Regions from separate parts of the Mus musculus genome. Here region 1 is linked to region 2. Evidence: chromatin contacts called from ENCODE POLR2A ChIA-PET data. All regions are on one chromosome and are shown on one strand. Each heading gives the region's core, a stretch centred on a gene start or an enhancer-like site at or near the end of the contact. The rest is flanking DNA. Distances are from core to core; before and after follow the strand shown.

Region 1 (2,966 bases), core at 362-2,861, 100 kb after region 2:
ATAGTTGCTTCCTGGGGCATTCTAAGAGTCAGGTGACATGTTGGCTAGGACAGCAGAATGAATCCTCCAGCTTTGGGGTGGTTGGGGTGGGGATTTAGGAAGACACTCTGTGCCATCTTGTCTCTGACTTTCCTCAAGAGACAAAACAAAGGGTCCCAGCCAGCTGGTGCCTGAAGCAGCTGGGATTAAACAAGGAATGGCTCTGTAGGGTGTGGCGGAAGGGTGACTAAGTCTGAATGGGTGTTTACCCGACACCAAAGGATGTGAATTTTGATATGTATAAACCAAATCTTTCTCTTAATTTTAAAAAAGAAGCCACCGTGAGCGCATGCCTTTAATCCCAGCACTTGGGAGGCAGAGGCAGGTGGATCTCTTGAGTTCAAGGCCAGCCTGGTATACAGAGTGAGTTCCAGGACAGCCAAAGCTGCACAGAGAAACCCTGTCTCGAAAAAACAAAACAAAACAAAACACAAAACAAACAAACAAAAAAGGAAGCCACCATCAGTGTTTAAAAGCACCTACTATGCTGAGTGGTGGTGGTACACACCTTTAATCCCAGCACTTGGGAGGCAGAGGCAGGTGGATCTGTGAGTTCAAGACCAACCTGGTCTACAGAGGGAGTTCCAGGACAACCAAGGCTACATAGAAAACCCTGTCTCAAAAAAAAAAAAAAAACCAAAAAAACAAACAAACAAAAAAAAGCACTTGTATAGGACCGGGTTTTAGTTCCCAGCACCCACATGGCATCCTACAACCATCCATAACTCCAGTTTCAGGAGATCCAGCACCCTCAACATGATGCAGAAACTTACACATAATAAATCTTAGAAAGAAAAGATGAAAGCCAGGTGTGGCGGCACTTTGCCCGTAATTCCAGATTTAGGAGGGGAAAAAAGCAAAGGATCAGGAATTCCACGTCATTCTCAGCTATATAGTGTGTTCGAGGACAGCCTGGGCTACGTGGTATATGAGATGCTTTCTTAGTGCAAAAGTGGCTGAGGTTCAATGGCAGAGTCCTTATTTAGCACATGCAAGGCCCTGGACCACCATCCTAACTTACCACACACACACACACACACACACACACACACACACACACACACACGCACGCACGCACACACGCACTCACACGCACGCACACGCGCTTGTTCATAAGATTAATATGCGGATAATTTTTAAAGCATTTGAGTTTATAACATTGTTATTTAATGTAACTTCTGTTGGAGAGGCCATCTGAGCTTGTGGGTCCCGAGCCCTTTGGCAGACAGGAAAGACCACATCTATACACTTGGAGACTCCGACAGTGTCTTTGAAAGCAGTTAGGAAAGATTGGGGATAGGAGGCATCATTGCGCGGTCCTGCCAAGGCACCGGAGAGGCCCAGGGCTGCGCGGGGGCCTCAGAGGGTGCCGGGACCCGCAGGCTCCGCCTCCTTAAAGCCCCGCCCCTCTGCCTGCCCCACTCCACTTTGGCTTTCGGCAGCTCCTCCCACTCCGGGACTTACAGGACAGCCTAACGGCCCAATGAACTACCCGAAGATCAGGGCGGGCGTCCGGAGAGCCAATCCCTGAGCGGCGCGCGCTGCAAAGGCGGGCCGGCGTGACGGACAGCGGAGGAGGCACCAGGCTGGTTGCTAGCCGCCGCCGCCGCCGCTCGCCCCTGCGGACAGCGTTTTATTGTCACCCACGGCGGAGGCCGCGCCAGCCCCGTGGGGCCCCGGGTGGCTCTGCAGCCGCGCCCGCCAGGCCGAGCCCACGGGCCCTGCGCCCCAGGCTAGGTCCGCGCAGGTGAGGGGCGTCTCGCGGTGAAGGGTCGGGCCCTGCAGCGAGGTCGGCCTGTGCCCAGTACCCCCAGCCCCGGAAGGTCGCCGTGGGCTCCATTCGGGCGGCCCGGAACCCCTGCCTTAAACCTCAAGAGACCTAGGGGATGCGGGTCGCCCGCGGAGGAGCACAGCAGTGCGCTGCTCAAGGGCTCTGCCTCTGCGAGTCAGCTGGCCCCCGAGGGAGCAGGCTCCTGCCCCTCCGGCTCCTGCGGGAGGCGCGGTTTTGTCCAGGGTGAGGCTGGCCTCCCCAGCCTCCGGCCATCTGGCTTATAGATTTCCATGGAGAGGCTATGTTTACCGCCCAGAACCTCACTGGCTGCACGTGGTGCTGGGAAAGCTATGTCCACCAGACTTAGGAGCTTAGGATCCACCAAGGTGTAGCCAGTGCCAAGAAGGGCAAGGTATTAGGTTTCACCTACACAACCAGAAATGTGTAACGGGGACACTGGCCGGACTGATGGCAAAGCAGCCTCAGAGTAGGGACACTGCCCCCTACTACACACATCTGGATGTCAGTACCAAGGCAGCTTGACTTTGGACCATGGTGAGTGTATGCTCCTGGCTCCCTGACTCTGAAAGGGGATTGTAATCACTTAGCAGTTGTCCCATGTCCCATCTCCCAGGTCTCAGGACCTCAGTGCCCTCCACACATCAGGACCTAAGACTGTGTGGTCCCTGTCCTCTCAAGGGAGTCCTAGAGAAAGCAAAACAGTTGGTAGAAGAAAAGCTGATGGTGCTGTGGAGGCAGGGGGATTGCAGATGCAGTGGTGTGCTAGGATGCACTGCCAAGATTTGAGGAACAGCAGGGAGGGAGGCAGGCTTAGTTAATGCACAATGAAGTGCTTATAGAAAACAGGGTCAGAGCTGGACTTCTCAGGTACTCAGATTTACTCTGCCATCCTGAGAAGCCATTTCCCCTGTGGGTATAACCTGAGCTGAGAGCAGTGTGGAAGTATTGGGTGATGTGAGCACGGGCCCTGGCCGGATAGCCTGCTGTACTTGTGCAAAGCTCAGGGATGGAGAGGGTGTATAAAGGAGAGAGTCTGGGGCAGAGTTCAGGGCGTCTTGGGCTTTCAGGGATGAGAAGAGCCAGTGGGAGACTGCAAGAGAGAGCACCCTGCAAGGGAGGTATCAGGGTGCCTCTG
Region 2 (2,886 bases), core at 54-2,553:
CCTGGACTTCTGAAAAGAGGAATTTCAAAACAGAGCCATAAAGGTGGCTGAGTACTGCCTTCAGCAACAGGGAATTAGATGTTAGCTTCTGTGACAACCTCCTGGGAGATGCTGGGATTGATAGCGCTCAGGTGGAGCCCTGCAAATCCAGGGTTGTAATGTACCTCATTTACCTCCGGGGCTCATTTTACCATCGGCGGCACCAGATTACAGCCCCTACATCAGGTGGTTGTTTTCCTTTTCTTCTTGGTTTGCGGATTTCACTTGGAGCCAAGATGCAGAAAGGGAGAAAAGGTTGGGAAACACCTCCAGGTCTGAGACCAGGACAAGGCGGTGAACTCAAGAGGAGACACCTGCCTGCTCCTGTAGGTATGGCTTGGCTCTTGTTTGTCTCCTGCACTTGCTGCCCTGGCGTGGCTTGGGGCACACTTGAGATGTATCTTTCCCTGTCTGTCTGGGGCAAGCCAGCAACAGCTCTCTGGCCGTGGTCCACTTTAGCCTGAATATTTTTCAGCACTCGATATTTCTCCGCTCAGAAAGCAAATGAGTCGCTGCCCACTAAGGTGGTCCTGGGGCAGTGGCCCCCAATCCTGTAGTCCTTCCTGAGAGGGCCTATGCACCTCTGCCCCTGAACTCAGAGACGCCTTGAAAGCTGAACATCACATTATTACCACTCGATCTCAGAGAACCTTCCTGACTTCTGGGGATGTTGCACACCCTGAATTTCAAAGTTCAAGGCACTGCGTGTCCCGGGTGCAAGGGGCCATTCTAAAATCAAATCCCCTGGGGCTTCCTCTCCCTAGAGTCCAGATATGATTCCCTTACACTTCCTTCCGGATTTGGGGGCATCTTTCCAGATAGTGGAAAGGAATCCAAAATTTGTAATTCCACGGCGGAGCCAGCTCGAAGCTGCAGACACTCTCGGCCTCAGAGCCCAGATCCTGAAAAGCTTACCAGTTTACCGTATCTTCTCGGGGAAATAGACCCTCCTCTTCGGCCACACCTCCTGGATCATCTATTGGCCAACCTGAGCACCGCCCACGCGATGCCATTGGTTTGCACCGGCTGCCCAGACAAAGGGAGCGGCCGCTGCGGGAGGCGATGGGGCGGGGCTAGGCGGAGGCGCTGGGGCAGGCGGGGACGCTGCCCTCATGGAGGCGGGGCGGGGGCCTCCACGTGGGTGGGGCTGGGCGCCCTCCCCACCCCCACGAGGGCCGCGGCCGTGGGGCGCTGGTAGCTCTCCCGCCCCTCCGCCCTGCACCCCTCCCGCCCTAGGGCTCTTTCCTGGACTGCGGCTGCAGCCTTCTCTTCCCGGAGGGCTCAGAGTTCGTCCCCTTTTCGCGATTGGGAACGTGGACACGCCGGAGCCTGGATGCAGAAGGGCGCGCGGGAACAGGGAGCTGGTGCGCGAGCCGCAGCCCAGCGTCCAGGCCGCCCCACTCTCTGCTGATCCAAAGGACTAGGGAAACCCTGCGCGCCGACGGTGGCCTGGACGTTGGCGCGGGCCCTGGCGCTAAAAAACGGATCCCATTTCCAGAAAGGCGGGCCGGGTATCCCGCTCCTGCCTCCTGGAGAATTAGCTCGGCGGAGGTCGACCAGCCGGGTAGGGAGGGAGGGATGGAGGGACAGGCCTAGGGTCGACCAGCCGGATAGGGAGTAGCTTCTGGGAGCTCCCTTGCCTACGGAGGGCCGGTGAGGCTGCCCTCAGAGCGCCGCCAGGTACGTGCTTTTTCCTTGTTTCCCGCGCGCCCAGAGCACACTCTGGGGAGGGAAGGAATAAAAACCCAGCTGGTGTGTAGGAGATTTTCGCACCAAACGTGTCTTTCTGAGGGGTCCTGGGACGGTAGCCGAACTCGGGGTAGCCTCCTGAGCTGTATTCTGGAATCCCTACTGGGCTCTCCACCACCCGTAAGACGGGCTTGGAGCCAGTTCCTGTGGAAATGCGCGTCACTTTCTTCAGAGGCCCACGAAATTCATCCAGGACTCCATGGGTACTACAGCAAGATGGCTCTGTTTCGAAGTGGTTCATACAGTTATCCCCCAACCCGGAAACCTAGAATTCTCGTTTTCTGAACCGGGATGTTTACTTTAGGGAAACCTGGTCTTGGCTTCTGCTGCGCGCCGGGTGTCTAGGAACGAATCCCTCCTGGATCCGGGAACCCCAGATTTGCGGGGTTAGGAGATACCCTCAGAGTTGTGGTTTTTTGTTGGTGGTGGTTTGTTAAGAGCCTGGTAGCTGAACTGGAGCGGGCCCCGTCCCCTCCCCCATACCCACTTCAAACAAAAGAGCTCCTCCGAGAATATTTTTTAAGGGGAAAGCGCTTCTGAATGTGGACCCTCAGTTCTCCCCGCCCCCCGTTCCGAGGAAGGACAAGGGTTTTATATGTGTGTTTAAAACAAAGGCGAAGCTAGACGCGAGTTGCCGGGAAAGGGCCGCTTTTATTTTAAAGTTCTTGAAGAATTCACTTTCTTTTCTCCCAAGTTAGCTGCAGCTGAGCCAGAAGCGTCCCCACTGGCTTACCCGATAGTGGGATTTTACACGGTGTCGGCTAAGGGTGGCTTTGTGAGAAGACCATTTCAGAAGAAGAAACGGGGCTCTGGCTGGTGGGGTAGAAACCCCTATGGAATGAAAAGTACTCCCAGTCTCTTTGAGGAAGATTGCAAAGTAAGGTGGGTTGTTTTTCTTTTGTCCCATCCTTCCCACCCCTTAAATTAGAAGAAAAGGCCCCCAAGCGTGCAGCACCAGGTGGACGTTTGGAAGCTGCGAGTGGAATCTCGTTTAAAAACTTCCGGCCCCACGCACACCAAGTATCCATCTTCGTCGTAGTTGGGGTGAGGAAGAGTGTGACTTCCCTACCCAGAGTCTGGTTGAGCACGGATCCCGCC

What was found. ChIA-PET counts read pairs that join two places held with the same protein, here RNA polymerase II (POLR2A).
Region 1: POLR2A ChIA-PET joins it to region 2 with 13 read pairs in Patski. The contact joins the promoter of Cep131 here to the promoter of 2810410L24Rik in region 2. POLR2A ChIA-PET finds 5 or more read pairs at or near these places in 2 of 5 experiments (Patski and embryonic stem cell).

The regions. Positions count from the first base shown.
Region 1 is chr11:120,085,472-120,088,437 of GRCm38, reverse strand. Cep131 (centrosomal protein 131) reads left to right here and starts at 1,611. Exons shown (of 26, transcript NM_009734.3): 1 at 1,611-1,786.
Region 2 is chr11:120,188,273-120,191,158 of GRCm38, reverse strand. It overlaps 2810410L24Rik (RIKEN cDNA 2810410L24 gene), which reads left to right and starts at 1,303. Exons shown (of 3, transcript NR_030682.1): 1 at 1,303-1,719; 2 at 2,483-2,670. It also overlaps Gm9734.